Regions from separate parts of the Homo sapiens genome. Here region 1 is linked to region 2. A link is a loop called in an ENCODE intact Hi-C map of the cell type or tissue named here. Cell type or tissue: heart right ventricle. All regions are shown on one strand. Each heading gives the region's core, and the rest is flanking DNA. Links, peaks and the distances in the headings are about the cores only. Region 1 overlaps RYR2 (ryanodine receptor 2). Region 2 has its middle 8.2 kb from the start of MT1HL1.

Region 1 (5,381 bases), core at 246-5,245, 63 kb before region 2:
TAGTTTGATTGCACTGTGGTCTGAGAGATAGTTTGTTATAATTTCTGTTCTTTTACATTTGCTGAGGAGAGCTTTACTTCCAACTATGTGGCCAATTTTGGAATAGGTGTGGTGTGGTGCTGAAAAAAATGTATATTCTGTTGATTTGGGGTGGATGGTTCTGTAGATGTCTATTAGGTCCGCTTGGTGCAGAGCTGAGTTCAATTTCTGGGTATCCTTGTTGACTTTCTGTCTCGTTGATCTGTCTAATGTTGACAGTGGGGTGTTAAAGTCTCCCATTATTAATGTGTGGGAGTCTAAGTCTCTTTGTAGGTCACTCAGGACTTGCTTTATGAATCTGGGTGCTCCTGTATTGGGTGCATAAATATTTAGGATAGTTAGCTCCTCTTGTTGAATTGATCCCTTTACCATTATGTAATGGCCTTCTTTGTCTCTTTTGATCTTTGTTGGTTTAAAGTCTGTTTTATCAGAGACTAGGATTGCAACCCCTGCCTTTTTTTGTTTTCCATTGGCTTAGTAGATCTTCCTCCATCCTTTTATTTTGAGCCTATGTGTGTCTCTGCATGTGAGATGGGTTTCCTGAATACAGCACACTGATGGGTCTTGACTCTTTATCCAACTTGCCAGTCTGTGTCTTTTAATTGCAGAATTTAGTCCATTTATATTTAAAGTTAATATTGTTATGTGTGAATTTGATCCTGTCATTATGATGTTAGCTGGTGATTTTGCTCATTAGTTGATGCAGTTTCTTCCTAGTCTCGATGGTCTTTACATTTTGGCATGATTTTGCAGAGGCTGGTACCGGTTGTTCCTTTCCATGTTTAGCGCTTCCTTCAGGAGCTCTTTTAGGACAGGCCTGGTGGTGACAAAATCTCTCAACATTTGCTTGTCTATAAAGTATTTTATTTCTCCTTCACTTATGAAGCTTAGTTTGGCTGGATATGAAATTCTGGGTTGAAAATTCTTTTCTTTAAGAATGTTGAATATTGGCCCCCACTCTCTTCTGGCTTGTAGGGTTTCTGCCGAGAGATCCGCTGTTAGTCTGATGGGCTTTCCTTTGAGGGTAACCCGACCTTTCTCTCTGGCTGCCCTTAACATTTTTTCCTTCATTTCAACCTTGGTGAATCTGACAATTATGTGTCTTGGAGTTGCTCTTCTCGAGGAGTATCTTTGTGGCGTTCTCTGTATTTCCTGAATCTGAACGTTGGCCTGCCTTGCTAGATTGGGGAAGTTCTCCTGGATAATATCCTGCAGAGTGTTTTCCAACTTGGTTCCATTCTCCACATCACTTTCAGGTACACCAATCAGACGTAGATTTGGTCTTTTCACATAGTCCCATATTTCTTGGAGGCTTTGCTCATTTCTTTTTATTCTTTTTTCTCTAAACTTCCCTTCTCGCTTCATTTCATTCATTTCATCTTCCATTGCTGATACCCTTTCTTCCAGTTGATCGCATCGGCTCCTGAGGCTTCTGCATTCTTCACGTAGTTCTCGAGCCTTGGTTTTCAGCTCCATCAGCTCCTTTAAGCACTTCTCTGTATTGGTTATTCTAGTTATACATTCTTCTAAATTTTTTCAAAGTTTTCAACTTCTTTGCCTTTGGTTTGAATGTCCTCCCGTAGCTCAGAGTAATTTGATCGTCTGAAGCCTTCTTCTCTCAGCTCGTCAAAATCATTCTCCATCCAGCTTTGTTCTGTTGCTGGTGAGGAACTGCGTTCCTTTGGAGGAGGAGAGGCGCTCTGCGTTTTAGAGTTTCCAGTTTTTCTGTTCTGTTTTTTCCCCATCTTTGTGGTTTTATCTACTTTTGGTCTTTGATGATGGTGATGTACAGATGGGTTTTCGGTGTAGATGTCCTTTCTGGTTGTTAGTTTTCCTTCTAACAGACAGGACCCTCAGCTGCAGGTCTGTTGGAATACCCTGCCGTGTGAGGTGTCAGTGTGCCCCTGCTGGGGGGTGCCTCCCAGTTAGGCTGCTCGGGGGTCAGGGGTCAGGGACCCACTTGAGGAGGCAGTCTGCCCGTTCTCAGATCTCCAGCTGCGTGCTGGGAGAACCACTGCTCTCTTCAAAGCTGTCAGACAGGGACACTTAAGTCTGCAGAGGTAACTGCTGTCTTTTTGTTTGTCTGTGCCCTGCCCCCAGAGGTGGAGCCTACAGAGGCAGGCAGGCCTCCTTGAGCTGTGGTGGGCTCCACCCAGTTCGAGCTTCCCGGCTGCTTTGTTTACCTAAGCAAGCCTGGGCAATGGCGGGCGCCCCTCCCCCAGCCTCGTTGCCGCCTTGCAGTTTGATCTCAGACTGCTGTGCTAGCAATCAGCGCGATTCCGTGGGCGTAGGACCCTCTGAGCCAGGTGTGGGATATAGTCTCGTGGTGCGCCGTTTCTTAAGCCGGTCTGAAAAGCGCAATATTCGGGTGGGAGTGACCCGATTTTCCAGGTGCGTCCGTCACCCCTTTCTTTGACTCGGAAAGGGAACTCCCTGACCCCTTGCACTTCCCAGGTGAGGCAATGCCTCGCCCTGCTTCGGCTCGCGCACGGTGCGCACACACACTGGCCTGCGCCCACTGTCTGGCACTCCCTAGTGAGATGAACCGGGTACCTCAGATGGAAATGCAGAAATCACCCGTCTTCTGCGTCGCTCACGCTGGGAGCTGTAGACCGGAGCTGTTCCTATTCGGCCATCTTGGCTCCTCCCGCAGACTTTCTTTCCAACACACTTTCTTCTCATATTTTTCCCCCTCTAAGCATAGAGAAAAATGCATGGGCCAAAAAAAAAGGCAGAAAATCCTGCATAAGCAGAACTATGAAACAGGCTTTCCAAAATGTTGCTTAGAGGCTCAGATTTTAAATTCACGCAGTGATATCCAAGCATAAAACCTACATGAGAATGAGAGTGGGTTCAGCGCTTGGGTCTCTGCCCTCCTAAACATGGGGTGACTCCCACAGCCTTTTCTCTATCAATATAGCTCCCAAACATGTGGAATCAGCCCAGATCCCTCTCCGAGACCTGGCTGCACAATCCAGCTGCATGTTCAGTATTTCTACCTAGACATACACCAGCTTCAAAATCGGTGACTCATCAACCTAACCTGCAAATCAACTCTTGCCCAGGATGGCCCCTCTACCGTTTAATAATATAACAATAGTTCCAGTCACACCAACGTAACATCGCCTGAATCATCTCTGATGGACTGCCCTCCCCCAGTCTTCAGTGTCCAGGCACAAGACAGACTCTTACACTGGGCGAAGAAGGACTAAGCCAAAGGGCCATCTTGGGTTTGCATAAGTCATCCCTGATGTGGCACTGGAACACACATTCTACCCGTGGTGACTGACTAATCATAAAAGAACATCATGAATATGTCTGGGCTGGGGGAGGTTGTGGCAGAACATTTGAAACAAGTTATGCAATAAGACAAAAGCAGGTGACTTTGGAGGGATGCAGATGACATCATGGTGAATCCTGCTTGAGGCCTCAGAGGTGTAAAGCAGCCTCTATCCATCAGTGTCCTCCCATTGCCGCATCTTCCTCCCAAGGAGTCATCCTTTTCTTCCCCATCTCACAGTTAGTACGTAGGTTATGGCAGTGCTGCCCAATAGCCTATCCACATATACAATTTTATTTAATCTATTTTTTGAAACCTAGCCTTGATCTTGCTCTGTCACCCAGGCTAGAGTGCAGTGGCATAATCGTAGCTCACTGCAGCCTTGAACTCCTGGGCTCAAATGGTCCTCCTGCCTCAGCCTCCCAAGTAGCTGGGATACAGGCACGTTCCACCACACCCAGCTAATTTATTTTCATTTTTTTAGAGATGGGGTCTCACTATGTTGCTCAGGCTGGTTTCAAACTCCTAGGCTCAAGCAATACTTCTGCCTCTGCCCCCTGAGTAGCTGGGATTACAGACATGAGCCATCATTTAGGGCTCCCACACAAAAAAATTTTAAATCTTCTCATAGCCATGGTTAAAAAAAATACGACGAAAAGGAAAAGGTGAAATTAATTTTAACCATATATTTTGTATAATCTAATATGTCCAAAATATTATCTCAACATGTAATCAATCACTACTGAAGCTTTTTTTTTTTTTTTTTTAAGATGGAGTCTCTGTCGCCCAGGCTGGAGTACAGTGGTATGAGCTTGGCTCACTGCAGCCTCTGCCTCCCAAGTTTAAGCGATTCTCATGCCTCAGCCTCCTGAGTAGCTGGGACTACAGGTGCATGCCACAACACCCAGCTAATTTTTTTTATTTTTAGTGAAGACGGGGTTTTGCCATGTTGGCCAAGCTGGTCTCGAACTCCTGACCTCAGGTGTCCGCCCACTTCAGCCTCCCAAAGTGTGGGATTACAGGCATAAGCCACAGTGCCCACCCTGAAGCATTATTAATGAGATATTTTATATTCTTTTTGCCATGATAGGTCTTTGAAATCTGGTATGCATCTTACCCCTGCAGCACATCTCAACTCAGAGGGGCCAAATTTCAAGTATTCAACAGCCACACATGGCCAGTGGCTGCCATACTGGACAGCGGGGCTCTGAACAGTGCTTATTTCAAATGCAGAGCAGGACAGTGACTTCCTACGTGGTCCCCTTTGTCTTATGAGGTTCGCCTCTGGCCTTGCTGACTCTCACTACCTGTGTGGTCCACGTTGTATATGGATTCAACTACCTGGCACGATCTTCCTTGTCTGCTCGAGAGAGAGGCCCATCCAAAGCAGGGCCCCTATCTGTATTCTCAACACCCACCACAAACCAGGCATTCCGTAGATGTTTGTCAAATAGTCAATCAACTAAAGACTCCAGGATAAAATCCAAATTCCTTAAAATGACAATCAGGTTTAGCCTTTAACTCCTTATAACAATCCTCTTCATAGTCCTCTACACTAGGTCCTTAAGTGTCTAGTTCAGCGTGCGGTGGGGCGAAGATAGAAATAGGTCCTGAGGTAAATATGTGGCAGCTTCCTGGAGCATTAGTTATACTAACAGATGAGTTTTTGTTTTTTTTTTTTTTTTTGAGATGGAGTCTCGCTCTGTCGCCCGTGCTGGAGTGTAGTGGCATGATCTCTGCTCGCTGCAACTTTTGCCTCCCAGGTTCAAGCGATTCTCCTGCCTCAGCCTCCCAAGTAGCTGGGATTACAGGTGACTGCCACCACGCCTGGGTAATTTTTTGTACTTTTAGTAGAGTCGGGGTTTCGCAATATTGCCCAAGCTGGTCTCGAACTCCTGACTTCATGTAATCCACCTGCCTCGGCCTCCTGAAGTGCTGGGATTACAGGCGAGTATTTTTAAATATTTTCAGATTAAAATGCTCTGGCAAACACTAAAAGATTTTTTTTAAGATTAAATACGAGTTTCCAAATCCATTTTATGTGTGCAACAAGTAGCTTTAT
Region 2 (5,381 bases), core at 98-5,097:
TGAGATCCTGTCCAAAAAAAAAGAAAGAAAAAAATAAGAAAAGGAAAATATTTAGAGGACTTACATTACCTATTTCCAAACTCACTTTACCACTACAGTAATCAAGATGGTGTGCTATTAATGTAGCAAAGATAAACCAGTAGAACAGAATAGAAACTACAGACATAGACCCACATATATGTGATCAATTGATTTGTAATTGGCTGAGCATGATGCCTCATGCCTGTAATCCCAGCACTTTGGGAGGCCAAGGTGGTTGGATCACCTGAGGTCAGGAGTTCGAGACCAGCCTGGCCAACATAGTAAAACCCCATTTCTACTAAAAATACAAAAAAAAAAAAAAAAAAAAATAGCTGGGCGTGGTGGCAGGCACCTGTAATCCCAGCTACTTGGGAGGCTAAGCAGAAGAATCACTTGAACCCGGGAGGCACAGGTTGCAGTGAGCCGAGACCACACAATTGCACTCCAGCCTGGGCAACAAGAACAAAACTCCATCTCAAAAAAAAAAAAAATTTAAGAGACGAAGTCTCACAATGTTGCCCAGGCTGACCTCGAACTCTTGGACTCAAGCAGTCCTCCCACTGCAACTTCCAAGGAGCTGGGACTACAGATGTGCACGACTGCACCCAGCTCAATTGACTTCTGATGAAGGTGACAGGTAATTCAATGAGGGAGAGAATCATCTCTTCAACAATCAGTGCTGTAACAAATGGACACATATGTGAAAAATAACTTTGTCATACCTCATTTCATATTCATCTGCAAAAATTCACTCAAAATGATCATAAACCTAAATGTAAAAGCTAAAGCAATAAAACTTCTAGAAGAAAACTTCAGAAGAAATGTTTGTGACCTTGGTTTGTATCTAAGATATCTCAGAGAGGACAAAAAGTACAAACTGTAAAAGAAAAAAAGTTGATAAATTGGACTTGATCGAAATTTAAAACTTTTCTTGTTAAGAAATTAAAAAGGCAAGCCAAAGATTAGGAAAAGATATTTACAACACCCATACCTGATAAAAGATTTGTATTGAGAATATAAGGAATTCTTCTAGGATAATAATAATAAGACAACTTTTTTTTTAAGGCAAAAGATTTGAACAAATAAACTCACTATATTTTAGGAAACTTATTTTTGTTATGGTTGAGACAGGGTCTTACTCTGTCACCCAGGCTGGAGTGCAGTGGTGCAATCATAGCTCACTGCAGCCTTGAACTCCTGAGTTCAAACAATCCTCCTGCCTTAGCCTCCCAAATAGCTGGGATTACAGCTGTGTGCCACCATGTCCTGCTAATTTTTAAAAGTTTTTTGTAGATATGGAGGTGGGGGTGTCCTGGGGGTGTTGCCCAGGATGTTCTTGAACTCATGGCCTCGAGCAATCCTCCCACCTCGGCCTCTCAAAGCGCTGGTACAGCCATAAGCCTCCATGCCTGGCAGTCTCCTCTTCTTATAAGGACATCATTCATTGGATTAGGGCCCATCCGAAGTCCAGAATGATTTCACTGTGAGATCCTTAACTTATTACGTCTGCAAAGACTCTGATATCCAAATAAGGTCACATTCTGAGGTTCTGGAAGAACATGAAATTGGGGGGCACACTATTCAACCTGCTTCACTCACCATCCTAAAGTTTATAATAGCATTTCTATTATAATTTATAATAGGAATTAAGAGTTTTACTTTAAAATTTATATATACCATTTATATATTCCTAAATTTTTCAGCAAAGTTTGTGTCACATTCATTCATTCATTCATTCACCAGACAAACATTTAGGGGACATTTACCATAGGACATAGGAGTTTAGGCTCTTATCCTAAACCTAGGTATCATTCCTACCCCTGAGTTCTTCACAATGATTTTGTACCTCTCCTTCCAAAAGGAATCATCTGGCAGAGAGAGCATTTCTCCCAGGCTGGAGTTATTTTCACACGTTAGTTTTTAAATTAAAACAATAGTAAAGTGCACTGACATTTTGTTCCTACAGCATGTGGAGTAATATTTTTATGGTTACTCTGGCAACCACAAAGGCAAGAGCAGCAGGGGGGAAGGAGCAGAAGGGCTGGCACGGGTCACTGGGAGGTGGAAGGAGCACCTCGCTGCGGTGTGCTGGCTCGGGTCCAAACAGGACGGGGCCGCAAGACCAGCTACTGCACAGAAAACGGCCTGAATCCCCAGCCTGAGTCATCGTCCCATGACTGGAGAACATGGACAGATTATTTTCTCAAGAAACTGGTGATAAACCAAGGGCTGCAGGAATTAAGATCTAGTGCTAAAAAAGAAATGTTTACATAGGGCTAGATATCCCGTCAGCATAGAAAGGGCAGTTGTTGATTGAACTACTATTTGTAGACGACAGGCACATGCGCTGCCAAGTCCATAGCGACTAAAGTGCTGTCAAGGACTTGGTTTTGCCAGTGCACCGGATTCCGGGACAAAGTCTGAGCTAGGTCATATGCTCTCTCCTCTCCCTATGCTTATGAAACATGGTCCTACCCCTAATTAGTCAGTCCCTGTCTATTATGGACCAACTACGTACACAGCACTGATCCAGGGGCTTTGGAAACACTTTTTTAAAAAAGCGTTAAACAGACTTTGCTCCAGCCAATGACATAATGCAAATGAGACAAATAAAATAAAATTGTGCTTATGCAACCTAGGTATTTCACCTTCTGAGTCTTAAAAAAAAAGAGAGAGAGAGAGAGAGAAAAAAGAGGGAGGTAGTTTGGGAAGGGAAAATTATGCAAAATCTTGTTGAAAGTCAACATGTCCTAATATTAGTGAAGAGTATGAGCTTGGCTTCACATGGTCCTGGATCGAACTCTAACTTTCACTCGCCAGCTAAATATCCCTATCCTTGCAGGTTACTTATATTTATTGACCCTTTCATCCCTCTCATTTGTAAAACGGAAAGGGAGATTCCTACCTTGTGGGTTTGCAGTGAGAATTAAATGAGAACATGTGTGATGAGCACTAATGTCATATCCGGCCTCTCACAGAAACTCAGTAAATGGTAAACGTCACTGTTGCTGTCGTTCATGGATTCAGTCTCACCCTGGGCATAGCTTGGGACAGGGACATGAGGCCATAGTGATTGAGAGCACCGAGAGGCTATGGAAGCTCACTTCTGAGGCCCAGTCCCCCCGGCAAAGTGCAGCATCCGAGGGACACCAGAGTCTCCGAACCAGAGGAAGTACAATGGCCATCAAGGACAGGAACTACCTAAACGCTCAGCCATCCTCTGAGACCTATTCGATGAGGTATCTGGCTCAACCACTTAGTTCCTACTACTAAGATTTTCTGATTTGGGGAGAAAAAGTGGTGAGTGGAAACCTGCTGGTTTCCCCCGGGACCTGGGGGTGACTCTGGAGCCCTCCTCTCAGTCTTCGCTCTGAGTCTTCGTAGAGGAGGAACAAGCATTCCTCCTCTACCTCAAGGTGTGGGTTAAGTGGGAAACAGGAGCTCGGTTGGGGCTTCAGGAGAATGATCCAGGGCCTGGTTGTGGGAAGTTGGCCAAAAGAAAAGTAGGGTGACCCACAACAATGTGGGAAGGAAGAGTTCGTCCTTTTCTCCTTGGCCATCGTCTCTATAACTTAGCAAAATCAACTTGGCTGAATGAGAAGTTGTCTCACCCCTCTGTTAGGTTAGTCACTCAATAACAATTATTTTTAAGATCATATTCTATTTATATGCCAAAGAGCTAAATATAGAACTGTGTGACTCTACCAGCATTCAGAAATATTCCAGATACACTAAAATGAAAACCTGACTATAAAATAAATCCACCCCAGATTACCTCAACTTTCAGAAGATCATATCTAGAAAGCAGACAATACTAACATTTAAATGGTTTTAATCATAGTCAGAACCAGAGAAAAACGTTTCTGTTTGTCAATCTTTTAAAGGCAAACAAACCTAAATCTTCACCAATATGCGATTTTTTAATACAATCATTTTTCACAAATGTGGTCAAATTGGTTACAAGAACAACTAATCCCACACTAGTTTTATTTAGTTCCCAGTGAGAAGGTGTAATTCTGACTTGCCTTGACTAATAGAACTGTCGTGTTGTCTGGCTAAACATAGAAGCTATTAGAGAATTAGGACATAAGTATTCTAACTTCTAGAATGATGGAGAATGAGAATTGGAGACTTAGGTCCTAGGCCCCAGCTCTGGACAAGTCTTTTAACAAAAATAGTGCTGAGCATTTGCTAGAGCACAGTTCTGAGTAAGTAAGGAGTATGGGAGAAGAGAAGGCTCATTTCTTTCCCTTGCAGGGGCCAAGGGAAAACTTCCCCTTTGCCCTCTGAAGTTTCACTGAAAACTTAACTGACAAACGGCAGATTAATTGGAGAAAAGCCATGAAAATTGATTCACATGCACGGGAGGGAGAACCCCCATCTCAATGAGAGATGACCCCCTATCCTAGGGAGGCCCAGATGTTATATGCTCTTATTCCAGAGGGGAGGGAGGGATAGGGAATGTAGATCATTCCGTTGAGGGGCAATCAATGATTACTAAGGAGAATGAGTGGATATGAGTGGATGGGGAGCAGAGATTAACTTGTCAATGGTTGTCTTTGGAAACTGACTGAGCCTAAGAGACAGATACTATCTTGTAAGTGGGTGTGTTCAGGTGTGTTTAGATTCTTGCTCTTCTTTTCTGAACAGGTAATGAACTAACACAGAGGAGAAGGAAAAAACCATTTTCCCTCTTGGTAGGTCCCTCTTTATGTACATAGGGGAAAAGTCATTTCCAGTGTCTGTGGGTCTTTAAGGGCCTTTACTTCAAAACACTCATACCAGGGAGCTATATTTTAGAGTAACATTCCCCAAACTCCCTCACCCTCAAGTGGTTTAGCAATCATTTGGTGTTACAAAATTAAACCAGTGGCACAGAGGAGCCCGGTAAGACTGTTTATAATGAAGTTCTATGTGGATACACAGTTTCTAGGTATAAGAAAAAGGGGAAAAAAATCCATGGACCTGGAGCTGTTGGGGAAGGCAGACATTAGGCTGGCCCTGCACTGTTAGGTAAGCTATGGATAGGAAATGTTGACCAAAACAGCCAAACTCTGTGAAATATTTGAAGAGGTTTATTCTGAGCCAACTGTAAGGACTATGACCCATGACACAGTTTCAGGAGGTCCTGGGAACATATGCCCCAGGTGACTGGGTTAAGCTTGGTTTTACACCTTATAAGGGGACAGAAGTTACACACAGAGACATAAATCAATACATGTGAGGTATACATTGGTTCATCCCAGAAAGGCAGGACATCTTGAAGTGGACGCTTCTAGGTCATATGTGGATTTCAAGATTTACCAATCGGAAATTTGTCGAAACAGCTAAGTTATTATCTGAAGACCTGGGATGAATAG

The links. A loop is a pair of places that touch in the nucleus more often than their neighbours do. Peaks named below come from ENCODE experiments on the same cell type or tissue, not always from the same donor. Only the 100,000 strongest peaks of a DNase experiment are listed, where the experiment ranks them.
Region 1: a loop joins it to region 2, with 7 times the contacts of the local background. A loop is called at or near these places in 1 of 110 quality-filtered maps.

The regions. Positions count from the first base shown.
Region 1 is chr1:237,072,572-237,077,952 of GRCh38, reverse strand. All of the region lies in intron 1 of RYR2 (ryanodine receptor 2), which reads right to left. Among named protein-coding and RNA genes, the nearest start is that of RYR2, 33 kb to the right of the region's middle. RefSeq lists an enhancer at 1,841-2,506. In heart right ventricle, for the core only: no CTCF peak of the experiment used is centred there; no DNase peak of the experiment used is centred there; H3K27ac peaks cover 509 bases.
Region 2 is chr1:237,009,914-237,015,294 of GRCh38, reverse strand. No RefSeq gene overlaps it. Among named protein-coding and RNA genes, the nearest start is that of MT1HL1, 8.2 kb to the right of the region's middle. RefSeq lists enhancers at 1,750-4,077, 4,520-5,381. In heart right ventricle, for the core only: no CTCF peak of the experiment used is centred there; DNase peaks (open chromatin) are centred at 2,145 and 2,374; H3K27ac peaks cover 4,310 bases.